5 separate regions of the Mus musculus genome follow, and all the other regions are linked to region 5. A link is a loop called in an ENCODE intact Hi-C map of the cell type or tissue named here. Cell type or tissue: left cerebral cortex. All regions are shown on one strand.

What was found. Hi-C counts contacts between places; a loop is a spot of excess contacts. Peaks named below come from ENCODE experiments on the same cell type or tissue, not always from the same donor. Only the 100,000 strongest peaks of a DNase experiment are listed, where the experiment ranks them.
Region 1: it touches region 5 in a loop (2.1-fold over the local background); 3 of 42 quality-filtered maps call a loop at or near these places.
Region 2: it touches region 5 in a loop (2.2-fold over the local background); 9 of 42 quality-filtered maps call a loop at or near these places.
Region 3: it touches region 5 in a loop (2.4-fold over the local background); 9 of 42 quality-filtered maps call a loop at or near these places.
Region 4: a loop joins it to region 5, with 7 times the contacts of the local background. A loop is called at or near these places in 8 of 42 quality-filtered maps.

The regions. Positions count from the first base shown.
Region 1 is chr7:19,479,417-19,484,416 of GRCm38, reverse strand. Exoc3l2 (exocyst complex component 3-like 2) reads right to left here. Exons shown (of 12, transcript NM_001370800.1): 5 at 4,528-4,629; 6 at 4,337-4,437; 7 at 3,061-3,171. Among named protein-coding and RNA genes, the nearest start is that of Exoc3l2, 19 kb to the right of the region's middle. In left cerebral cortex, no CTCF peak of the experiment used is centred here; no DNase peak of the experiment used is centred here.
Region 2 is chr7:19,501,621-19,506,620 of GRCm38, reverse strand. Bloc1s3 (biogenesis of lysosomal organelles complex-1, subunit 3) reads left to right here. Exons shown (of 2, transcript NM_177692.4): 2 at 1-817. Among named protein-coding and RNA genes, the nearest start is that of Bloc1s3, 4.2 kb to the left of the region's middle. In left cerebral cortex, CTCF peaks have their summits at 107 (motif pointing left), 761 (motif pointing left) and 2,961 (motif pointing left); a DNase peak (open chromatin) is centred at 2,961.
Region 3 is chr7:19,696,247-19,701,246 of GRCm38, reverse strand. It overlaps Apoe (apolipoprotein E), which reads left to right and starts at 2,059. Exons shown (of 4, transcript NM_009696.4): 1 at 2,059-2,236; 2 at 2,994-3,059; 3 at 3,600-3,768; 4 at 4,144-5,000. The coding sequence starts at 3,017. The coding sequence ends at 4,867. In left cerebral cortex, a CTCF peak has its summit at 2,963 (motif pointing left); DNase peaks (open chromatin) are centred at 8, 2,099 and 2,527; H3K4me3 peaks cover 2,823 bases; H3K27ac peaks cover 2,989 bases.
Region 4 is chr7:19,616,626-19,621,625 of GRCm38, reverse strand. It overlaps Relb (avian reticuloendotheliosis viral (v-rel) oncogene related B), which reads left to right. Exons shown (of 12, transcript NM_009046.2): 4 at 1,784-2,112; 5 at 3,707-3,864. Among named protein-coding and RNA genes, the nearest start is that of Relb, 10 kb to the left of the region's middle. In left cerebral cortex, a CTCF peak has its summit at 2,403 (motif pointing right); DNase peaks (open chromatin) are centred at 617, 1,845 and 2,404.
Region 5 is chr7:19,402,633-19,407,632 of GRCm38, reverse strand. Klc3 (kinesin light chain 3) reads left to right here and starts at 3,529. Exons shown (of 13, transcript NM_001286039.1): 1 at 3,529-3,612. Gm38954 (a long non-coding RNA gene) reads right to left here and starts at 1,944. Exons shown (of 3, transcript XR_881873.2): 1 at 1,865-1,944. In left cerebral cortex, a CTCF peak has its summit at 2,081 (motif pointing left); DNase peaks (open chromatin) are centred at 2,061 and 4,721; H3K4me3 peaks cover 787 bases.

The sequences.
Region 1 (5,000 bases), 77 kb before region 5:
GAAATAGCTCAGTGGTTAAGAGGACCCAGGTTTGGATCCCAGCACCAACATGGCAGATCACAAGCACCCGTAACTCCACTTCCATGGAATCCCACATCTTCTTCTGACCACTGAAAGGACTGTCCTCACATGCACATGTGTGAACACACACACACGCATACACAGACTCATACATGCATATACATACATGCACACATGTGCATACAGGCATGCATATAAACACATTCACACACACATACTAATGCACATGTGCATAAACACACACATACACATGCACACAGACACACAAATACACATGTGTATACACACATGCAAACACATATATACACACATGCAAATACACACATGAATACACACATGCACACACATATACATACATGCAAACACACATAGGCATACACACAGTCACATGCATACACACATACACATATTCACACACACACTCATGCACATGTGCATACACACACATGCATATACACACACACACACACGTGGAAACACACACAGGCATATACACACACAAGGACTAAAATAAATCTTTTTCTGAAAGACAGAAAGGGTAAAACTCTTACCTAGCCTGCTACAGCTTGGATTGGATTGTCATCAGTGGGAAAAAAAAAAACCAAACAGAAAAGCAATACATATGTATACACAATAAAATATTTAATTATATATACTGTGAAGAGAATTCTGATTGCTTGTGAGAGAACTCTAAGAAACCAAGAGTCTTGTGATAGCAGTTTCTTTTAAAACAAAACAAAACAAAACACGGAATTGTTCCTGGATTACGCTTGCGTGCCTCTCCCAGATGCAGTGGATTGAAGTGAGTTCACTTCAGATTATTACAACTGGCTACTCATATTCTTTTCTATGCCTCTATGGAAAAACATGTTTTGACCACGTGTGTGGCTTGCCCGCCAAATGCGGTTTGTCCTTGTGATTGGACATTTTATTCCTGTGACTCTTAGCCCCTAGAATATGAATCGCCTGAGGCTCTGAACAAAGATGGCTACTACAGGAGACTTTACTCTGCCTCACTGATTGGCCCCATTCTCCCAGGGCAAATTGTCTCCAGATATTTCTTCACCAAGACAAGTGGTTCGGAGCTTGCTCTGCAGATCTGCCTGCCTCTGCCTCCTGAGCTCTGGGATTAGGTGTGTGCCACCACAATCAGCTATACTTATGGGTTTTTTTTTTTTTTTTTTTTTAGTGCATTGGTAAGTGTACCTATCTGTCAGAATATATGAGGGGGATACTAGTGATATTGATTTCTTCCAAATGGGCCAGAATAATGGGTAAAGAGGCTTCTCACTGCCAGCCTGTTCACCACCACCACCACCACCACCATCACCACCACCACCACCACCACCATCACCACCACCACCACCACCACCATCACCACCACCACCACCATCACCACCACCACCACCACCACCATCACCACCACCACCACCACCACCACCACCACCACCATCACCACCACCACCACCACCACCACCACTACTACCATCACTACCACCATCATCATCACCATCATCATCTATAGGGTACGTCTGCCATAGCGTATGTGTGAAGTTCAGAGGACGTCCTGAGAGAGTCAGTTCTCTCCTTTTACCACAGGGATCCCAGGGACAGAACTCTGGGTTATCATGTGTGGCTGCAAGTGATTTTCTCACTGACCTGACTCTCCAGTTTTATAAAAGCCATTCAAGGGGTGCAGCTCAGCAGCAGTGTGTACTGAGTAAGCAAGCTCTGGGTTCTGGGCTTCATCCCAGGTGTGATAATAAACAAACAATGCCCATAAATGCCTGGACACACATCTATAATGTCAGTGCAGAGTCCAGACACTCTTGTCGCAAATGACAAGATCGGGGCTGGTGAGATGGCTTAGCTGTTTTTCCAAGGGACCAAAGTTCGATTCCTAGTATCCACATTCGCAGGCTTCCAGAGCCAAGGAATCTGACGCCCTCTCCTGGCCTCCAAAGGCACATGACACAAAGGTGGACATGGATACACATGCAGGCAAAGGCAGAGGCAGACCGATCAGAAATTTAAGGTTGTTTTCAGGGACACACAAGACCCTGTACTAAACCCAATCAATAAGTGGATTATTTAAAATTATATGTGGCTGGGCATTGGGTCACATCTGTTTAGTCGGGGCACTTGAGAAGTGGAATAGGGTAGATCTCTGTGAGTTCAAGGCCAGCCTGGTCTACATAGTAAATTCCAGGATAGTCAGAGCTATAAAGAGACTCTGTCTCAAAATTAAATGCAAGTTAAAGTTAAATTTTAAGCAAGTTAATAGAAAAGAAAGGTGGTGGTGGTGGTGGTGGTGTGTGTATATATATATACATATATATATATATATACACACACACACACACACACATACATAATACACATATGTATACTATATATATTATATATAAAACAATATACAATATATACACTATGTGAGTGTTTCTTCGCATGTATATGTGGGGGCCAGAGGTGATCATCAGGTGTCTTCTTCAATTGCTTAACATTTTTTATATGTGCAGGTGTTTTGCCTGCATGTGTGTCCATGTCCACCTTTGTGTCATGTGCCTTTGGAGGCCAGGAGAGGGCGTCAGATTCCTTGGCTCTGGAAGCCTGCGAATGTGGATACTAGGAATCGAACTTTGGTCCCTTGGAAAAACAGCTAAGCCATCTCACCAGCCCCGATCTTGTCATTTGAGACAAGAGTCTCTGGACTCTGCACTGACGTTATAGATGCGTGTCCCTTTGCCCGGCTTTTACAATGGCTGCTGGGAATCCACACTCAGGCCTTCATGAGCGATATCGCCATCATTCTTTCAGCATAGCTTCTTCATTTCTCCAATTCTAACCCATCAATGTTCTCCTCAACTGGATGAACGCCACAATCTGCGCAGTCATGGGTTTCCCCAAGGTCCGCCAGATACCACGCCTCTAAAGTTCTACACGTGCTCTCTCTCAAGCTCAATGACACCCACTCAGGGACCTCCCCCAATCCAGCTGTCACCCAAGACTTCCACACACTGTCCCCAGGGATGCTCTCACCTCAGGGGGGGCCCGCAGTTGACCATCGAGATAGTTCTGCTGATGTAGGTGTCAGAGGGCAGCTCTCGGATCCCTGGGTTCTCGTGAAATCGTTCCACTCGCTGCTGGAAGCTGGCAGGAAAGAAGGCAATGGGCACAGATGGTACACTCTGCTGCTCAGGGTCCCATGCGGGCATCCAGCCTATCAATTAAAGCAGATCCTGCTCCCCAGTGTCTCTGACCCTCCTGTTCTTATTTCCAATCACCCCCACCCCAAGTGCTGGAGATTGAACCCAAGAATCTTGTTGTTGTTGTTGTTGTTTTGGGGTTTTTTGGTTTTTTGTTTTTGTTTTTGTTTTTGTTTCAAGACAGGGTTTCTCTGTGTAGCCCTGGCTGTCCTGGAACTCACTTTGTAGACCAGACTGGCCTCGAACTCAGAAATCCGCCTGTCTCTGACTCCCAAATGCTGGGATTAAAGGCGTGCGCCACCACCGCCCCGCTGAACCCAAGATTCTTACATGTTAGGCAACCCATCTAGGACTGAGCAATACCCCCAGCCCCTTATTAAACTACTGAGCCATCTCTTGAGCCCCAGTATCATATATATATTTGAGATAGGTGCTTTACCACTGAGCCAAGTCTCCAGCCCCTCACTGGGGGATTCTAGGCAGGGGCTCTACCACTGAGCCACGCCCCCAGCCCCTCACTGGGGGATTCTAGGCAGGAGCTCTACCACTGAGCCACGCCCCCAGCCCCTCACTGGAGGATTCTAGGCAAGTGTTCCAGTGCTGAGCCACACCTCCAAGATTCTTTTTTTTTTTTTTTTTTTTAAGATTTATTTATTTATTATATGTAAGTACACTGTAGCTGTCTTCAGATGCACCAGAAGAGGGCATCAGATCTCTGTTACAGGTGGTTGTGAGCCACCATGTGGTTGCTGGGATTTGAACTTCGAACCTTTGGAAGAGCAGTCGGGTGCTCTTACCCCCTGAGCCATCTCACCAGCCCCACCTCCAAGATTCTTGTTGCCTTTCTGTTCTTTCTTCTTCTTAAAGATTCGTTTAATTTTAATTATTAGTACGAATGTGTCTCTGTGCCTGAGGAAGACTATAGATATTGGATCTATCTGGAGCTGGAGTCACAGGTCGTTGCAAGCTACCTCACAGTGGGTACTGGGATTAGTCCTCTGGTCCACAGCTTACTGAACCCTCTTGCCGCCATTTTTCCTGACCGGCTCAGAGTGAACCGGATCCCGATGGCCAGTCCGTCAGACCGTCCTCTCCCCGATGCCCCTCACCTCTGCAGGAACTCTGCCAGACCTCCCAGGCAGCAGTAAGCCATTCTCTCCACGAACTCCTGACTGATGTGGGGTGCTCTCTCCGTGTGCTCTTCTAGCAGCTGTGTGGACCAGGAGGAGGAAAGGAGATACGTTGTGGGTCGTCTTCCTCCCCTCTCAGGGGCGGGGCGAGCCTACCTTCTTCTTCCCACCTCACAAACATCCTGGGCCAGGTTGCTGGGTCGGTAGTCCATGCTGCCCCACTGTTCCTCATCTTCTTGCAACACTCGAAGAAGGGCTGCTCGGGTCTGAGCCTGCAACAGGGGGATGGACCAGCAGAAGTCAGGCGCAGCCTGGGACCTTGCTCTCTCCTCCCACCATCCTCACCGTGAAGTTCTGGGTTCAACCCACAAACCCCTAGGTCAAAGCAGTGCTTGGGAAAAGAAGCCAGCCAGAAACTCCCCAGCCTCCTCCTTCCCTGTCTGGGGTTGAGGATGACAGACTAAAACCCTGTGAGTTGGCTTTTAGAGTTTCTTTCCTTTCTTCTTCTTCTTCTTCTTCTTTTTTTTTTTAAAGATTTATTTATTTTTATTATATGTAAATACACTGTAGTTGTCTTCAGACACTCCAGAAGAGGGAGTCAGATCTCATTACGGATGTTTGTGAGCCACCATGTGGTTGCTGG
Region 2 (5,000 bases), 99 kb before region 5:
ACATATCCCTCTTACCGACCGCTGTGGCCAAATGCAGACCAACCTAGGGCCTGGGTAGTAACCCTAATTCTTAGGCCTTTGTGTCAGGGGCAGCGCCTCCTGGTGTTTTGATCGCTATAGAGACATGACACCACAAATACAAATCTACCACTCACTGTGTCTCTTTCTGGATGCTAAAAGGACTTGGATTCTGACCTCTATGGGCCTCGAGGATAACAGGTTCTTTTTGCCTCTTTGGGTTTGGCTCTTTGGGTGTCTTTTTGGCCACTCCTTTTGTCTCTGTCTTAATGAGGATTCAGTGACCTTATGTGGAAGGGAGCTCGGGTGGTGGGGTGAGACTGTAGCTCAGTGGTGTCGTGTACGCTTAGTGTGGGCGGCCCTGGGTTCAATTCCTAGGACCACCCTGCTTCAAAAGAAACAAACAAGCACATTCTTTGTTTGTTTGTTTTGTTTTTGTTTTGTTTTTTGAGACAGGGTTTCTCTGTGTAGTCCTGGCTGTCCTGGAACTCACTTTGTAGACCAGGCTGGCCTCAAACTCAGAAATTCACCTGCTTCTGCCTCCCAAGTGCTGGGATTAAAGGCGTGTGCCACCACTGCCCGGTCAAACTAGAACATTCTTAGATGCCTGTGTCCCCTTTAAAAATTTACCCAGGGTGGGGGGTGGGGTGGGGCTGGAAAGTAGAGGTCCTGAGTTCAAACCCCAGAAACCACATGGTGGCTCACAACCATCTGTATTGAGATCTGATGCCCTCTTCTGGTGTGTCTGAAGACAGCTACAATGTACTTATATATAATAAATAAATTATTAAAAAATTTACCCTCTTGATTCTAACTATCAGCTGATATGCTATTTTGTTTTTACATCAACTAGAGTCAGGGTTTTTATTGGTAATTAGGCGTGGAGATTGGGGATTTAGCTCAGGGTTACAGCTCTTGCCTAGCAAGTGCAAGGCCCTGGGTTTGGTCCTCAGCTCAAAAAACAAAACAAAACCTCAAAAAAATCCAACCAAACCCCTCCCCTCCTCAAAAACAAAACATGTAACTGGTGCATGTCAGGCAGTGGTGGCACACACCTCAGTCCCAGCACTGGCTGGGCAGAGGCAGGCAGATCTGAGCTTGAGGCCAGCTTGGTCTGTAGAGCAAGTTCCAGAACAGCCAGGGCTACCCAGAGAAATCCTGTCTCAGTTTTAAAAAAGGAAAAAAATTGTGTGCACATATGTGTGTGCTTGCAGGTATGTTTACCCAGTATGTGTGCTGTATACAGGTGTGCCTATATGTTCAGGTGTGTCCATGTGTGTGTGTAAGCACGTGTGCTTGCATGTGTGTAGAGCTTCCTGTGTATAAACAGGTGTGTCTGCATGCATGCAGGTGTGACTGTATTGTGGGCTCAGGTGTGCCTGGATGTGCAGATCTGTCTGCAGATGTCAGGAGCTGTGTATGTGCATGTAAGGGCCTGTATGTGACAGGTGATGTGCAAGGCTGTCCTCTCCCGAAGCTCTGCTGTGCCGCTGGCACAAGGCCACCACAGAAAGGACTTGTTGACCTTTGAGTTCCCTAGAAGAAGGGGGTATAAGGAGGCTGTGCCACCTCACCTGAGGGTCCAGCCACTCTTCACAAGCACTTGTTTACAACTCTGCCCTAACTCCACCTGTGTCAGGGACTGGGTAGATGTACACAGACCAAGAAAGGACAGAGAGGGGGCTCCATGTACACAGCCACACACAAGCCATCCCTACTGCATGCATACCTTCCAGTAGGGCTGCTCCTGCTCTTAACCCCACACTCTTGCTCCATAAAGCATGGGACCTTGAAAGGTACCATGGTCCCCGGCTGAGCTAAGGCTAGAAGCCGAGGAGAGCCTGAAGGGACCTAAGGAGGTTTACCTGCTCCAGGGCACCAGGCCTGTCACTAGCAGCAGCCCCACCCCCATAGATTTGTGACCATCAGTCATGTAAGGGGAACGCCCAAGCCCCTCCACTCGTAAAGGCTGTGACCTGTGGTCAAGTAGGCACAAGACAGATCTCCATTTTTAACAAGGTTCCTAAAGGCCTGGAGGATGTAGCCAGTAAGCTTTCCTTCCCAGACATTCCTCCCTGCATCCACTTTCCGTCATGACAATAAATGCCTCAACAGTCCTCCTGCATTCCTAGTGCTGGATTGATTATGGGCGTGACCCATCCCTCTGGGAGATAGACAAAACCCAGGGTACTCGGTTGGTCAAGAACAAAGGTGAGGGTCCTGAGAAAATGGTTCAGTGGCTAAGAGCTCTTGCTTTGGACACAGGTGAAGCTGGGGTCCAATCCCCAAGAACAAAGGCAGGCACAGCTGCGCATGCCTGGAACCCAAATTGGGGGTGACAGAGACAGGAAGATCCTGAGAGCTTGCTGGCCAACCAGCCTAGCAGAAAAGGCAAGTGTCCAATTCAGTGGGACCCCCATCTCAAAACAGCAAGGCAGTGCAGGGTAACAGAAGAGGACACTCAGCAGCCAGCCCTGACATCCACATGCACACACGCACATACAGAGGTTGAGGCTGGACAGGGTGAGGACCTGCGTGGATCCAGGCCACAGGCAGAACCCCTTATCAGTGCAGGAATGTAGCTGGGGCTACAGGTTAGGGGTAGTACTAGGTGGGGACAGGGGTGGGGTTGAGAGCCCAAACCCTCCCACTTCTATCCCTTCTGCTCAAAATGCTTGCCAACTTCCTCTGGTACTTGGAGATCTTCTATCAGAGGCCCCGAGGTAGCCCCATCTGTGCAGGTGGCAGCCCCATGCCAATCTCCTGCGTGGGCACAGTGTCTCTGAGTTGATCTTCCTTGGGTGGCTTCAGTGACCCAGCATGCCTCGCTTGCACAGTGAACACAGCAAGCACCCTAGGCATGTCTGTAGATTCCAGGGTGTGATTAAGCCAGGACCAGGTGATATTAAAGTTCCCAGCTGCTCCCTGGCTCTCTGCTGCCCTCTGTTGGAAATCCAGAGAAGACACACTGTTGTTGCCTGTGGGAAAATCCGTTTACCTTGAGCCTAGTTCTGACCCTTCAGAGTCTCTGGTTCCATTTTTTCAAAAATTACTTACCCAGGGTGGGAGACAGTACTGCCACCTGGAGCTTGTGGATGATCTAAATTTTTATTGGAATATATTTTGGAGGGGGCGAGGGCAGGGTCTCATGTATCCCAGGCTGGCCAGGAACTCCCTGGGGAGAACCTTTAGATCCTTGTCATTTACGCCTGTTTTCTGGAATTATAGACCTGTGCTGTGCCACCACAAGTCTTGGTTTGTTTTATTTTTATTACATCATACACACACACACACACACACACACACACACATATATATATATATATCACATATCACATGCATACATAACATAACGATGTGTATATACTCCATCTACATGCATATATATATATATATATATATATATATTTTTTTTTTTTCTGATGCAGGATTTGTCTGTATAGCCCTGGCTGTCCTGGAACTCACTCTGTAGACCAGGCTGGCCTCGAACTCAGAAATCCACCTGCCTCTGCCTCCCGAGTGCTGGGATTAAAGGCATGCAACACCATGCCCGGCCTATGTTTGTTTGTTTGTTTGTTTTTGAGACAGGGTTTCTCTGAGTAGCCCTGGCTATCCTGGAACTCAATATGTAGACCAGGCTAGCGTGGAACTTAGAGATCTACCTGCCTTTTCCTCCTGAGTGGTAGGTTTCGAGGTGGCACAACCATACCCAGCCTTATTTTAGTTTTTAAAATGTTCTCTGTGTGGTGTTTTGTGAGTGTGTGTGTGTTCCACATGCATGCCTGATGCCTGAGGAGACCAGAAAAGGATATCAGATCCCCTGAGACTGGTGTTACAGAGGTTGTGAACGTCTATGGTCATGGTGGGACTCAAACCAGTGTCCTTTGGAAGAGCAGCCAGTGCTCTTAATTGCTGAGTCGTCTCTCCAGCCCTAGGAGGATACATTGTCTTTTAAAATCATTTTACTGAGTGCACTGAGAGCAGCAGCTGGAGACAACTACACAACTGTCTGTTTTTTGTTTTTGTTTTTGTTTTTGTTTTGTTTTTCGAGACAGGGTTTCTCTGTATAGCCCTGGCTGTCCTGGCACTCACTTTGTAGACCAGGCTGGCCTCGAACTCAGAAATCTGCCTGCCTCTGCCTCCCGAGTGCTGGGATTAAAGGCGTGCACCACCACGCCCGGCTCTGTCTATTTTTTTAAAAGATTAGTGTGTGTGTGTTTGTGTCTATGTATGTATCCTGTTTCTGTATGTGCTATTGTCTCTGTGTCTGTGTGTATGTGTGTGCTTGTGTGTTGCTATATGTATGTGTTTGTGTGTATGTGTGTGTTTGTGCATATATGTGTGTTTATGTGTGTGAGTGTGTATAGTGTGTGTGTGGTGTGTGTGTGTGTGTGTGTGTGTGTGTGTGTGTGTGAGTGATTGTGTATGTACTCTTCTTGTGCCACAGTGCGTGGATAGAGAGCAGAAGACAACCTTGGGTGTTGGTTCTTGATTTCTACCTTGTTTTCGACAGGGTCTCTAGTTTGCTGCTGCGGACATCAGGTTAGCTGAGCCAAAAGTCTCTGGGGATTCTCAGGTCTCACCACCACAGTATTCCTCACTCCTCAGGGATGCGGATGCCCTGGGCCTGACTTTATGTGGGTTCCTGGGAGGAGTCAAACTCAGGTCCTCACGCTATGACTCACCCCCTAGGGCCTTGGTTCTGACCTTCTAGGTGCTCCATCTGTGACTGATCAGAGATGACCCACAGGGACATAGCAGTGACTCACACAGAGCAGGGGAACCTCAGGACATGGAGGCCACAGTCTCTGTTCTCTGACTCGGGGCCTCCCTCAAGGACATCTCCCTCTTGACCCTGCCTCAGCACCTGAGTGCTGGGTAACAGGCGTGAGTTTCTCAGTAAATAATCAATCTTGTATAAAAGAGATTAAGTAATTGGAAGACTGAATATGGTTTGTGTTTCTTCACTGGGTTGCCGTGTC
Region 3 (5,000 bases), 290 kb before region 5:
AAGCACAGCAGCACCAAGCAGTTTAGAGAAAGCTTGGCCAGGCATGGTCACACCCTCTGCTCTTGGGGACTTACACTGCCGGAACATCAGAGGCCTGGCCTCACCAGGAGGGTGGCTCCAGGTCACTCGCCTCTGTGCAGTCTGGCCCCGAGAGCTGGCAGAGGACTTTGTCTCTGTAAACAGGGTGGGGGCAGGGAGACGGGGCTCAGGAGCCTCCCTGTCCCAAAACGGGCTGAGGTGGTAGCTTGTGCTGACTTTCTCCCAGTGGGAAGGTCAGAGGTCTCAGAAACTTCAGGAAGAAACGGAGTTCCTGGAAGTTCAGCACAATAAGGAAAGTTACTCTGGGAGGAACGGGCCCTAGCACCTTCCCAGGCTGAAACAGGAAATGTCAAGTTGTTTTGTTTTTTAAATTTTGTTGAAGATGTAGCTCTGGGCCTCACGTGTCAGGCAGGTGCTGCTGGGTTCCCTATAGTGCTTTTCCGTGAGGCCTGCTCTGGGGTGTGCGATAAGGGCCTCAGATTGGGCTCTGCATCTCACTGCTGCACCTCATGGCATCCCAAGGGAAGCAAAGACTCACGATGAACTGGTCAGTGTCCTAGACCGCAGCACTAAGACCCTCTCTACTGCCTGGGCTGGAGATGGGAGCTGGCCCTTAGCAACCCATGAAAATCATCTCACCACACCCAGTCCTTGCCAGTGTTTTCTGAAGCCAAAGCTAACAGGCCTGGGCCTGGCCAGGCACCCTGTACGTACCCTTGGAGCCAGGTGTTCCGCCTCTGCCCATCCTGCAGAATCATGTTTTGCCGTGTCTGGTGCCAAACACTGCTATGTGGCTTCTCTCCTGCCATCAACAGCTGGGAACAGGGAACCTTGTGCAGGCAGTGCTTCTAGCAAGCTTGCTGTGGTCTCTGAGCCCCTTGTCCTACCTGACTTCCCAGGTACAATGGCTTTCCCACTTTTTGGGGGTTTTGTTGTTGTTGGGTTTTTTTTTGTTTTTCAAGACAGGGTTTCTCTGTGTAGTCCTGTCGGTCCTGGAACTCACTTTGTAGACCAGGCTGGCCTCCAACTCAGAAATTCACCTGCCTCTGCCTCCAAGTGCTGGGATTATGGGATTAAAGGCATGTGCCACCACGCCCAGCTGGCTTTTCCACTTTTTAGCCAGGACTTCATTCTATTACCTGAGCTCGGGATCTTCCTGCCTCAGCTTTGCATATGGCTAGCACTATAGACCCATGTTCCAGTGAATGACTTATGGCTTGTCTTTTTTTTTTTTTTTTTTTTTTTTTATGTGCATTAGTGTTTTGCCTGCATGTATGCCTTCGTGAGGGTAGCAGATCTTGGTGTTACAGTTGTGAGCTGCTGTGTGGGTGCTGCGATTTTGAACCTAGGTCCTGTGAAATGCAGTCAGTGCTCCTAACCTCTGAGTCATCTCTCCAGCTCCTGCTCTTCTGCTTTTATGAGGAAAAAGAAAAGAGAAGTGGCTTGAGAGTGGAAAATGCACATGCAGGGGTGCACACCTGCAGTCCCAGCATGCTACAGCAGAGGCAGAAGGACCTTTGTGGGTTAGAGGGCAGCCTGAGAATCTTATCTCAAAACAACTTTTTAAAATGTGCTCTGTAGGGGTAGCTCTTCCCTCCCAAGGTGACACATCTGGCAATCGCCAGAAACAGATCAGGAGCATCAACGCTTGGTTTCCCAGGGCTTGGCTTAATGTATGGCTTCAAACCCATCGGGAGCCACCACTGAACAGCTCCTGAAGGAACTGGAGCACGTCCCAGCCTTGGAATGGAAAGAGTTCACCTGTGGTGGAGGAATCAACAACGAGGGATCCCAGAACAACGATCTTCACCCCAGAAGCTGAGCCTCTTAGCCCCCACCCACCCATTTCCATTTAGGCTGCCAGCTCTTTTCTTTACAATGCACCAGACCCCGCGGGGAAAGGGAAGGAGCGGTTCTCAGTGCCCCAGTACCAAGGCCTGGATTATTCAATGAGGTGTCCGCTCCCTTTGTTGGCGGGGGAGGGGAGCGGGGGGTCACAAGGCATCCAAACTCCACCTCTTTCCTCTGCCCTGCTGTGAAGGGGGAGAGAACAACCCGCCTCGTGACAGGGGGCTGGCACAGCCCGCCCTAGCCCTGAGGAGGGGGCGGGACAGGGGGAGTCCTATAATTGGACCGGTCTGGGATCCGATCCCCTGCTCAGACCCTGGAGGCTAAGGACTTGTTTCGGAAGGAGCTGGTAAGACAAGCTGGGCTGGGGATTCACCCAGGGACCTTGGTAGGATGTGGGCTGGGAACCTTGAGATCCCCCGGAGTCCAGGAAACAGGCACAAGAATTGGAAAAGCAGGCAGCACGATAGAAGTCTTGGGGGACAAACTAAGGACTCGAGGTAACTAGCCTTTGCCAGAGTCAGAGCAGGTGGAGGGGTTACCTCCAGGAAGGAGTACGGGACTGTCGGTGCACGGCGTACCGGCTCAACTAGGAACCATCCTATGGCGAAAAAACTCGGGATGAGCCTTAGGCTGCTTTTATATAAATACCTACTGATTTCCATCACAGTCCCCAAGTAACCCGGACTGGTTTCAAACTGTGGCTCCTCATGGCTGAGCTCCCTAAGTTCTGTAGTTGTGGGAGGGTACCACTTCGCAGGGATGGAGGACGATTAAAAATCGTGTTAAATTAACACAAAATGGAAAGCAGGACTTAGCCGGGAAGAAAGAGGAATGTAAGCTGGACCACCCGCTGGCCCTCTGTGAAGTGGAATTTGAACCCTAGGAGAGGGAGCTGGAATTTTTGGCAGCGGATCCACCCCGGGGTGCCGAGATAGCGAACTCGGCAAGGGGAGGTAAACAGACCTTTGGGAAGAGCGGGTGCTCTGTTTTGGAGATGTTTGTGATGGCTCACAGATCTGAGAAGGGAAGATGGGGTTCTCTGGGTGGCCGGAGTCCCTCCACCCCCGCCCCCTGGTGTTCAAAGACAATTTTTCCCTCCGCAGACTGGCCAATCACAATTGCGAAGATGAAGGCTCTGTGGGCCGTGCTGTTGGTCACATTGCTGACAGGTATGGAGCAAGGACTTGCTGTGGTGCCGCTTTTTCTGCTCCTCTGTGGACTCTATTCTAGCCCTAGATCTCTTCTGCTGGTGGGTTGAGGCTGAGGCGGTTCTGAGACCTCTCTGAGATTCAATAGCCCTGAGCAGCTGTTTTATATACTCTTTAGGCCTTGATTTCCCCTAACTATAAGAGGATTGATGGCTTAGTGGGTAAAGGTGCTTATCATAAAGCTTGAAGACTTAACTCTGAGACCAACATAGTGGAAGGAGAGAGCCAATTCCCTCTAGAACTCTGACCTCCAAGGGTACACACACACACACACACACACACACACACACACACAATAAAAAGTTGATTTCTTAGTTGCTCTTAAAAGTGGGGTATACATTTTCTAATTCCACACCTGCCTAGTCTCGGCTCTGAACTACATAGGATACAAGACAGTGCATGCTTGTAGTATCTAAACAGACTCCACAGCCTCCAGACCCACTTCAAAGAGACCCAAAAAGACTGTAGGTCCTGACCCAGCCTTAAACTTACTCTACACAGGATGCCTAGCCGAGGGAGAGCCGGAGGTGACAGATCAGCTCGAGTGGCAAAGCAACCAACCCTGGGAGCAGGCCCTGAACCGCTTCTGGGATTACCTGCGCTGGGTGCAGACGCTGTCTGACCAGGTCCAGGAAGAGCTGCAGAGCTCCCAAGTCACACAAGAACTGACGTGAGTGTCCAGCTCTTTCACCCTCGGCAGGCACCAGCTGATCCAGGGTTGCCTCCTATCTGGGTCCCCAGCCCCTTCTTGTTTCCTTTCTCAATTAGTGTGTAGCCCAGGTTGGCCTTGAATCCTCCTGCCTTCTTTAGCCTTCTGGATGCTGGGAGGAACAGACATTTATTACTTGCTTGGTCGATTGGCTTTTGGCTTCTTGAGACAGGATCCCATTCTGTAACTCAAGCTGGCTTCGAAGGCTCTGCAATTCTTATGCCGCAGCTTCTCAACTTCTGGGAACACAAGCGAGTACCATCACCTCTTGCTCTGTGGTTTCTGGCCCTTCTGTCCTGCCTTCATCTCCTTCCTGTGTTTCCTCTGGGCCTGCAGGGCACTGATGGAGGACACTATGACGGAAGTAAAGGCTTACAAAAAGGAGCTGGAGGAACAGCTGGGTCCAGTGGCGGAGGAGACACGGGCCAGGCTGGGCAAAGAGGTGCAGGCGGCACAGGCCCGACTCGGAGCCGACATGGAGGATCTACGCAACCGACTCGGGCAGTACCGCAACGAGGTGCACACCATGCTGGGCCAGAGCACAGAGGAGATACGGGCGCGGCTCTCCACACACCTGCGCAAGATGCGCAAGCGCTTGATGCGGGATGCCGAGGATCTGCAGAAGCGCCTAGCTGTGTACAAGGCAGGGGCACGCGAGGGCGCCGAGCGCGGTGTGAGTGCCATCCGTGAGCGCCTGGGGCCTCTGGTGGAGCAAGGTCGCCAGCGCACTGCCAACCTAGGCGCTGGGGCCGCCCAGCCTCTGCGCGATCGCGCCCAGGCTTTTGGTGACCGCATCCGAGGGCGGCTGGAGGAAGTGGGCAACCAGGCCCGTGACCGCCTAGAGGAGGTGCGTGAGCACATGGAGGAGGTGCGCTCCAAGATGGAGGAACAGACCCAGCAAATACGCCTGCAGGCGGAGATCTTCCAGGCCCGCCTCAAGGGCTGGTTCGAGCCAATAGTGGAAGACATGCATCGCCAGTGGGCAAACCTGATGGAGAAGATACAGGCCTCTGTGGCTACCAACCCCATCATCACCCCAGTGGCCCAGGAGAATCAATGAGTATCCTTCTCCTGTCCTGCAACAACATCCATATCCAGCCAGGTGGCCCTGTCTCAAGCACCTCTCTGGCCCTCTGGTGGCCCTTGCTTAATAAAGATTCTCCGAGCACATTCTGAGTCTCTGTGAGTGATTC
Region 4 (5,000 bases), 210 kb before region 5:
CAGGCTGGCCTTAAAATAACCATCTAGCTGAGGATGCTCTTAAATGCTTGCTCCTCATCTCTCTACTTCCCTGGGGCTGGGATTGGATGTGGTGCTGACCTGGAACCCAGGGCTTTATCCCTGTGCATGCCAGGCCAGCAATCTACCAATTGGCTACAGCCCTCTGTTTGTTTGAGACAGGATCTTGCCCTGAAGGCCATGGCAAGGCTCAAATTCAGCCCCCATGCTAAGCAATGTTATATCACTGTGCCACACCCTAGCCCCTCACTGGGGGATTCTAGGCAGGGGCTGTGCCACTGAGCCACGCCCCCAGCCCCTCACTGGGGGATTCTAGGCAGGGGCTCTACCACTGAGCCACGCCCCCAGCCCCTCACTGGGGGATTGTAAGGCAGATTCTACTAATGAACTCTATCTGTATTTGAGGCAAGTTTATGTGAGGAAATTGTTGGTCTTTACTGCCAAGGACTTAGGAGCCATGGGAGTCTTCTACGCAAAAGAGAAACGGGTTGGTATTAACAAAATCCCTTTGGCTGTGTGAAATGCACAAATACAAACTGGCAACTGCCTTAGTCCAATCGGGAGATAGATGGTGGGTGGAGCAACAGTGGCAGATGGCGCCTCCTGGAAAAGTGAATATGTTTTTGAAGTAGAGGCACAGCCTTGGGAGTGCTGCGTGGCGTTCCTTCTGGCACTTGTCTGTATTCGCAGCACTGGAAAGGCAGAGACAAGAGGAGCTTGTGTTGGAGAACTTGGCTACACAGTGAGACCCTGTCTCAAAAAGCCAAGGGGAGGGAGGGGCTGGAGAGCTGGCTCAATGGTTAAGAGTGCTAGTCATGTTCGGGAGACAGAGGCAGGTGGATTTCTGAGTTCGAGGCCAGCCTGGTCTACAAAGTGAGTTCCAGGACAGCCAGGGCTACACAGAGAAACCCTGTCTCGAAAAACAAAAAAACAAAACAAAAAAAAAGAAGTGCTAGCCATTCTCCCAGAGAAGCCGACTTTGATTTCTAGCACTCATGTTGAGAGACTCACAACGGCCTGTAACCCCAGCTCCAGGACATCTGACACCTTCTTCAGGCCTCTGCACCTGGACACTTGTTGGTACACACCCCTGTATAGACAGGTGCATACACATACTTTTTACAGATCTTTAGAAGATTGAAAAGCTAGCTCAGTAGTTGAGAAGACTGGCTGCTCTTCCAGTGGACGGTGGTTCGATTCCCAGTGTCCATGTGGCTGCTCACAACCAATTTTAACTTCAATTCTAAAGGTTCTGACGCCCTCTTCTGGCTTCTGAGGGCACGGGTCCTTCCAAGTGATACACAGACATATGCAGGCAACACAGACACACACACACTAAAATTAAGTGAAAAAAACTTTAAGAAAATCAAGGGTGAGCCGGAGCACACCTTTCATCTCAACATTCATAGGCAGAGGCAGGTGGATCTCTGGGAGTTCCGGGCTTCACAGAGAAACCGTGCCTCCAAAAAAACCAAACCAACAACCAAAAATACCAAAACAAATGAAGCAAAACATAAGGGTCCGGTACAGGGTATGGCTTATATCCCAGCAGGTGAGAGTGGATCTCTGTGTGTTCAAGATCTGCCTAGTTCCAAGCCAGCCACAGCTACACAAGGAGACCCTGTCTCAGAAAACCAAATTAAAGCAAGCACCAGCAAAACCAAGACAAAAAAGCAGAACCAAGCAGGGAAAACGTGAGAAGTCAGGAAAGGAGCCTAGCCCTGTCCCTCCCCAGCCTCACGGGTCTCCTCTGTTTGTCGCGCAGAAATCATCGACGAATACATTAAGGAGAACGGCTTTGGCCTGGACGGGACACAGCTGAGTGAGATGCCGCGCCTGGTGCCCCGCGGGCCCGCCTCACTGAGCAGCGTCACGCTGGGCCCTGCTGCACCACCGCCTCCGGCCACGCCGTCCTGGAGCTGCACACTGGGCAGGCTGGTGTCACCCGGCCCGTGCCCACGGCCGTACCTGGTCATCACAGAGCAGCCAAAGCAGCGTGGCATGCGCTTCCGCTACGAGTGCGAGGGCCGCTCGGCCGGCAGCATCCTCGGGGAGAGCAGCACCGAAGCCAGCAAGACCCTGCCCGCCATCGAGGTGCGTGTTGTGCTGCTGTGCTCTTGCTGTGGTGCCCGGGAATAGGATTGCTGGGCTTCCAACCATCTGCAAACCTCAAAAGGGCCTGGGGTGGTGGCTCACACTTATAAAACCAAGACTGGGGGACAGGATGATAGAGGGGCCATCCTGGATTACAGACTGTGGCCCTTTAAGATAACGAAGACAACAGACTATATGATATTGTATGTTAGGCTGTTCCAATGACAAATTAGCATCTGGATCCCAAAGGCGCGCCATCCAAAGTTACCATCAACCTCCCATTTCGCCACTAGAGGGAAGCACTCACTCTGTGAAGTGGATGTCACAGACTAGGCCTTTCAGAGACCAGGCCAGCAGAGCTCAGACACAGACCCAGAGCAAAATGGAGAGTCTTTTGGGACTGGTTATTGTCTCGCCCATCACCAATGGCTACTGAATAAGAAATCAGTTTTTCTACTGAATTTTTCTCAGCAATGGGGATTGAACCTAGGTTTTTGTATTTGTTAAGCAGTGGAGGGGCTCTACCACTGAGCCACGCCCCCAACCTTCTGATTTAAATTTTTTGAGTCACATGCTTGTTGTGCAAGTTGGCACTTATTTATTTATTTATTTATTTATTTATTTATTTATTATCGTTCTTTAGCTTGTGAGTAGCTGGAATTACAGGCCTGTTTTTTTGTTGTGGTTGCTTGTTTTTTGAACTGGAATCTTCAAATGTTTCCCAGGCTGACCCCAAACACTGCTACTCACGAAGAGATCCTCCTGTCTCAGCCCCCAAAGCTAGGCTTCCACCTAACATACAAGTGTATGCCATCCTGCCGAGATAGCTCGTCTCTCTGATTCTGTATGTCCATCTTTCTCTCTCAAACTGAGTTATGTTTGCTCAGCTCTTAGGACTACATCTGCCATGCTTGGTGACAGTGACACAGGCCTTTCATCCAACCACGTAGGAGGCAGAGGCAGCTAGATCTCTATGAGTCTGAGGCCAGCCTGCTCTACATAGTGAGACCCTATTTCAAAAAAAAAAAAAAAAAAAAGTACATTTTTTTTTATGTGCCGGATGTAGTAGTACAGGCCTGTCATGCTCTGGAGGTGGAGGCAGGGGGATTGAGGGCTCAAGTTCACTCATCAGCTACATAGTGAGCTCAGTACTATCTTGGGTTATATGAGGCTTATCTCAAAATCCAAGGAAGAGTGGGACAAGGTGGCTCATACCTGTAATGTTGTATCTGGAAGGCTGAGCCAGAAAATCAGGAGTTCAAGGCCAGCCTGGCTACTTAGCAAGTAAGAGGAAACTTGGGTTACCTGAGTACATGAGATCCTGTCTCAAAAAACAGTATGTTAAAAGAAAAATCCAACAAAGCAGGTGAAGGTAGGGAAGGAAGAGACAGAGGAAGGTAGGGGGGAAAGACAGCACTCAGCAAGGTTACATGGCCACTGTTGGCATGGTTCCGCCTTCGCATAGATTAGTGATGTTAAGCCTTTCCTTGGTTTTCTAGGGAGAAGAGGTGGGGTTAGCAACAAGGGAGGCCCAGGGAGTCTGGATGGGGACAGGGGTCCACCAAATTCCCAACAAGCCCATGTCTTCCTGCAGCTTCGAGACTGTGGCGGGCTGCGGGAGGTGGAGGTGACGGCGTGCCTGGTGTGGAAGGACTGGCCACACCGGGTACACCCACATAGCCTCGTGGGGAAAGACTGCACGGACGGCGTCTGCAGGGTGCGGCTGCGGCCTCACGTCAGCCCCCGGCACAGGTACCAGACCCCGACCTTTGACCCCAGCTTCTCACCTCTGCTCATGGAGATTCCACAGGTGAACATCAGCACCTGGGAAAGCCCAGGTCATGGGGCATCTTAGCCAGACCCTCCCTGTTGCTCATCTTGGATGGATGGGGAAAGTTAGGTGTGGATGCAGTAGTGTACACCACACGGCTCTGAAAACCGACTGCACTCATTCACAGCTGTTCCATATTTGCTCTCTGTTTTGCCTTTTAAGATGGGGTCTTGCCACGTAGTCAGAACTAACTTGGAATTAGAGATCCTCCTGCCTCAGTCTCCATAGGCAGGTACCACCAGATGGGCTCATACCTATTCTATTTATCTTGTTCTGTAGACGAGGAGACAGAGGGTCATCAGAGCTGCCTGTGGACTCCAGACCCAGCTTAACTGAGATGCCCATATCAGAGGACAACTTATGGGACTCAGTTTTCTCCTTCCGCTGTGTGGCTTCCCAGGGTTGACCTTGGGTAGTTAGGCTGACTGACAACGACTTTTACCTGCTGAGCCATCTAATGAACCCTAGTTTTTGTTTTTGAGACAAGAATGCACATATGCCAGGCTAGCCTCAGAATTCACTAGTGTAGCTGAGGATGACTTTTTTTTTTTTTTCCTTTTCTTTTGACAGTCTCACTATGTAGCCCTGGCGGGCCTGATACTTGTTGCTTAGAACGGAGATCTTCCTGCCTCTGCCTCCCTAGTGCTGGGATTAAAGAGTGTACCACTATGCCCACTGACTTTACATTTATGATCCTCCTGCCTCTACCTCTTGAGAGCTAAGAGCATAGCCACAGACATTTATTGAGTATTTTATTTTATTGTTTGTTTTTTGAGACAAGGTTTTTCTGTGTAATAGCTCTGATTGTCCTGAACTTGATTTGTAGACCAGGCTGGCCTCAAACTCACAGAGATCCGCCTGTCTCTGCCTCCTGAGTGCTGGGTTTAAAGGCGTGCACCACCACACCTGGCTCATTTAGCCTTTTAATTACTTAGGTTAGAGTGAGTGTCTTTCTATGTTACATAGGCTAGCCTCAAATTCCCCGGCTTCAGCTTCCTAAGTGCAGAGAATCCAGGCTTTCTTTGCACTTTTTTTTTATATAAAGGAGCCTGGCTAG
Region 5 (5,000 bases):
CATCTATTTATTTATTTACTTCCAGGGATAGGACACCGAGGAAATCAGAGGACAATTAGTGGTAATCCGTTCTCTCCCTCCACTCTGTGGACCCCCGAGGGATTAAAGTCATTTTGTCTGTCAGGTTTGGCTACAAGCTCCTTTACCCACTGGGCCATCTTGACAGCCCTTGGCTCTAAGTCCCTAGTCTTTTGGAGATGCCAAACATGTAGGGAACCCATCATTTCAGAATGGTTTGCAGTCATGGGCTAATCATGTGACCTGGGATGAGCCAGTCAAAGGCAGGCTCTGCCTGAAAGAAGATACAGCTACAAGAAGGCTAGTATGGGTGCTGATGTTAAGTACTGCTCTGAGTGCTTACACTGTAACTCAGTCAACACTCTCAACAGTAAAGCTCAGAAAGGCTAAGCTACCAGACCAAGGGCAAACAGCTAGGAGAGGCAGAGCTGCCAGCCAGAAGGGGTGCAGGGCAGCTCAGAGGGTGGCTTCCAGGCAAAGCTGAACTTTGTCCCCAGTTCCTTTCCAGGTCATCATGTGCTATCTGTGTCCACCATACCTCTGTGTCACTCCCCACTGTCCTCTCCTGGGGGCTGAAGGCTAGGGAGGGTGGAACTAGGCTCACTCAGGAGCCCAGAGTCTTGAGAAGGTTGGGGGTCAAGGCCTCAAGGCTCTGCCAAGTAGAACTCTGGGATGCAAATGGCCTCTTTTGTATTATTCAGAGTATCACTATGTAGCCCAGGCTGTCCCAGGCCTCACACCTGAGCCCTTCCTGCCTTGGTTTATGGAGCAATGCCACACCATAGGCAGGATCCTCCATGCAGTATTTTGCTTATTGGCTGTTTTGAGGGCTTCCTATCAGGTAGCCCAGGCTATCTTGGAGCTCCTAGACAATCGTCCTAGCTCAGCCTCCCAGGTGCTGGGATTACAGGCATTTGCAACGTTCTTATCTGAGGTCTCCACAAATAACTTCATCTCTCAGAGCATCATTCCTCATCTTCACATGGGCCTGGTGTAGGAGTCTATGGGTATGACTGTATGGCTTAAGGGTTCTTCCATTCCTAGGCTGTGTGACCTCAAAGAAACCACTAACCTCTCTGGGCTCCATAGTCCCCATCCATACAATGGAGCTAATTAATGCACATGGTGGGAGCATGAATGGAAGTCATTTGCATGGAGGATTTGGTTCAGGCCCTGTTACCCTGTTACTGGGCACCCCGAAACCCAGCCCTGCTTTGGGGTGTACAGTGTGCTGGAACAACGGCTGCCTTCCTAGAGGTTTGCTCCTAATCTGTTTCTCCTGTCACATGAGGAAGAAGACGGCAGGTTAAGTATGAACCTATGGGGCCAAAGAGATGGGGGTTGGGGACTCTCCAGCGTATCTGGTTCTCACCGGCGCCTGCGGAGCCATTCTCCTTCTGCAGGACACAGGCCACAGCGGAGGAAGTGCTTAGTAAGGCCACTCCTTCCACCAGATGGCCGCAGGACTTGAACTCAAGTTTTCAGGCTTGGCAGCGAGAGCCTTTAGATGCTGAGCCGTCTCACCCACCCAAAAACCTTTGGAGGAACTGCGGACAACGATCTCCGGAAGTAGGTTCCCTGAATCTGGTTCTGTACAGAAGGAACCGGAGGACAGCACACAGCCAGCAAATGACAGAGCTGGGATCTGCACCTGACCAGCCCCTGTCTGCTTCATGATGAACGTGCAGCAGATCTGTTGTTAGTGTCCTAAGACCAGAGCGGTGGCACAGAACTTAGCTGCCCTCTCCATTCCTCTTTATTCTAGAAATAACTAGAACCGTTACAACACGATTTATGTCTAGGCTTCAACTCATACTCAGGTTCCAGGACGCTGCCATGCACTCACAGTTCAATTTGGCGGGCACCTGTCTCTAGTGTGGCGACCTGGAGTGTGCAGGGATGACGACACCCGAGGCCACGAGGCTGCGAGCCTGGGGCTGGGAAGGGGGGCGGGGGTGGTGTCACAGAAGTGGCCACTGAGAGCTTCCTGGAGGAGGACATCTAGGCTCTGGAGGGCGAGCACACCGAGGCGGCTCCGTGGACCCGCAGTGCCATCTGGTGGCGGTTTCGTGCACTGCAGGGACCTTTCATAACTTCTAGAATTTGCTTCGTTCATCCTGTAAATACTTTTTGCGCATCTGCATCATGCCACTCTACAGTCTTGACCTTGAAGACGACCAGAGAGACACAGGGCACGCGTTGTAGAATATTAAAGACCCAGGAGCCTACATTAAGAGATTCTTAGATACTGCAGCATGGGAGCTATTCAGGAGGCTGAGGCAGGACTGTAAGTTTGAGCCCAGCTGAGCTTTATAGGGAGACTCTATCCCCCCTCAATAAAATAAAGGTAACTAGGGTACAGTGGCTGTATTTTCAGAATTAAGTGAGACCCTGCCTCAGAAAAGGAGGGCAGAGAGAATTAATAAAATCAACACACACACACACATCTATATCTATATCTATAAATATATATATGGCAGGGAGAGCTAAATAGTAGATGCTTTTTCCTTGTATTCACAGGGCTCTGGGTACCACTCCCAGCAGTGCACACACTACTGTTAGCTCATGTTAATCAATTCAGGTCTTCCAGAAGACCCAAGTTCAATTCCCAGCACCCACATGGTGGCTCACAATTGTCTGTAACTCCAGTTCCAGAGGATCTGATGCCCTCACCCAGATCTACAGGCAGAACACCAATGCACAGTAATATAAATCTTTAAAATAAAGAAAACCCCTCTTACTTATGTGTCCGTATGTATACACAAATGCACGTGTGTGGGTGCCCACGTTCCATCCATGCATGTGAATCCATCCAGGCTCTCCTTGACCAACTCCGGAATAATTCCCAGGAGTCAGTTTTCATGGTTCTTGGAGATGAAACTCAGGCTGTCAAGCTTGGCAGCTAGCGCCCTTACCATCTTCTCAGCCAGGAATAGTTGTGCAAGGTCTTCAGGTTGTAATTATTAAAACAATATTTTTTGGAGATTTTTATCTTTATTTTATGTGTGTCTGTGGAGGCCCTGGAAGAAAGTGCTGGATCTCCCTGGAACTGGAATTACAGATGATTTTGAGCCGACATGTGGGTTCTGGAAATCGAACCTGGGTCCTCTGCAAAAGCAGCCAGCACTCTTACCTGATGAGCCATCTGTTTATTCCATATTTGTGTATGTATGACTGGACACATGTAGAAGTCAGAAAACAACATGTGGGAGTCCGTCTCTGTCCACCCTGAAGGTCTCAGGGATCGAACTCAGCTCCTCAGGATTGGCAGCATGCACCCTTACTGTCTGAGCCTTCTCGAAGGCCCCCAGATAAAGTTTTCAGAAGTTCTCGGAACGCAGGTTTCACCGAATGCTGCGGCAGAGGGCGTGGCCTGGGCGCCTGCGGGGGCGTGCGTTGCCTCCATCGGCCCCGCCCCGCCTCTAGACCACAGGTTTCTCAATGTGTGCTGGCGGAGGGCGCGGCCTGCGCACCTGCGGGGGCGTGGCTTTGCCCTGCCCCACCTCCCTCAGGAGCCTCCGGGAAGGCGGCGGCCGCGCAGCGGGAGCAGCCCGGTCTCCGCGCAGCGAGGCGGCTCGGGCGGGCGGCCGTCAGGTGGGCACGGGGGACGGCGGCGGCTGCTTCGGGATTCCCGAGGGGGCCGCAGGGATGGAGGGAGGGAGCCAGGGACCTGGTGGCCGGGATGAGCCTCGGGGTCCCCGCGGAGCCCCGCCCGGCCCCTAGCGGAGTAGAAAAACAGCTGCGGGCGGGGCGGGGCCTTGTGACGCGAAGTCCGGTGCAGGGTCTCCGCGGCCGCGGGGAGGGGCTGGCCGGCTGTCGGAGGGTCCCCCGCTGCAGCCTGAGGGTGCAAGACATGCATGGTAAGGGAGCCTGCGCGAGGTGTGCAAAGAGAGGGAGAGTAAGGCAGGGCGCACTGTGGAAACTGAGGCGGGAGGAGCGGAGTTGGAGGCGAGCGAGCCTGGGCTTCGTACTCAAGGGAGAGAGACAGAAGGAGGGCGGATGTGGGTACAGATGCCAAAGGGAGGGAGAAAAAGAAAAGGAACGTGGGCCAGCAAGGAGAGTAAAGGTGTTGATGCCAAACTGTCTATTTCTCAAGTTTGATCCACAGGATCCGAAAGGTGGGAGGAGAGAAAGGACTCCTCCCTTAAGTTGCAAGTTGTTCTCTTGGCAATCCATGTGCCTCTGCACACACAATAAGTACATAAAGGGAAAAAAGTTGACTAGGGACCAGGCATCATGATGCACACCTATAATCCCAGCACTCGGGAGGCAGAGACAGGCGGATCTCTGAAGACAGCCAGGGCTACACAGAGAAATTCTGTGTCAATGTATACATATTCATACATATGTATATATATTAGAGAAAATCTGTATCAACATATATATACACATACATATGTATATATAAAATTATATATATTTTAAAAGTAAGAAAGAGTCACATTGTGGGTAAGAGTGTAAAAGAAATGAGCTACCATGTTACTCAGTGATGGGGACAGAGTGAATGTGGATGATCTTGTCTGTCTCCTGTGTGTGTGTGTGTGTGTGTGTTACATGCGGACTGTGCATAGCACTGAGCATGTGTGACTGAGATACTGGGTCAACTGTATACTTGTGGTTGATTCACACAGATGGCCATGTGTGGCAGGGAATGGGGTTGGATCTAGGTGTTGCGTGGCAGTGGGGGTGGAGTGTGTGGAATTGTGTCAGTGATATGTGACTGTCACTGACTAACTGTTGGCTGTGTGTGGGTATGTGGGTGACTGTGTCTGCAAGCTGAGGTTTACTTAGGTGTGTGTGTGTGTATACGTGCACACACGTGAGTGTGGGGCAAGCCTGCTGTGGACTAGTGAAGCTCTCTTGGGGCTCCTGTGAGTGCCGGGGACAGCTCGAGTGGCAGATGGCTGCGGCTGAGCTGTGGGAAGCTGCATATGGAGCATGGCCCCTTGGGTCTGAGATTGTGCGGTGGGGAGGGCGGTGGT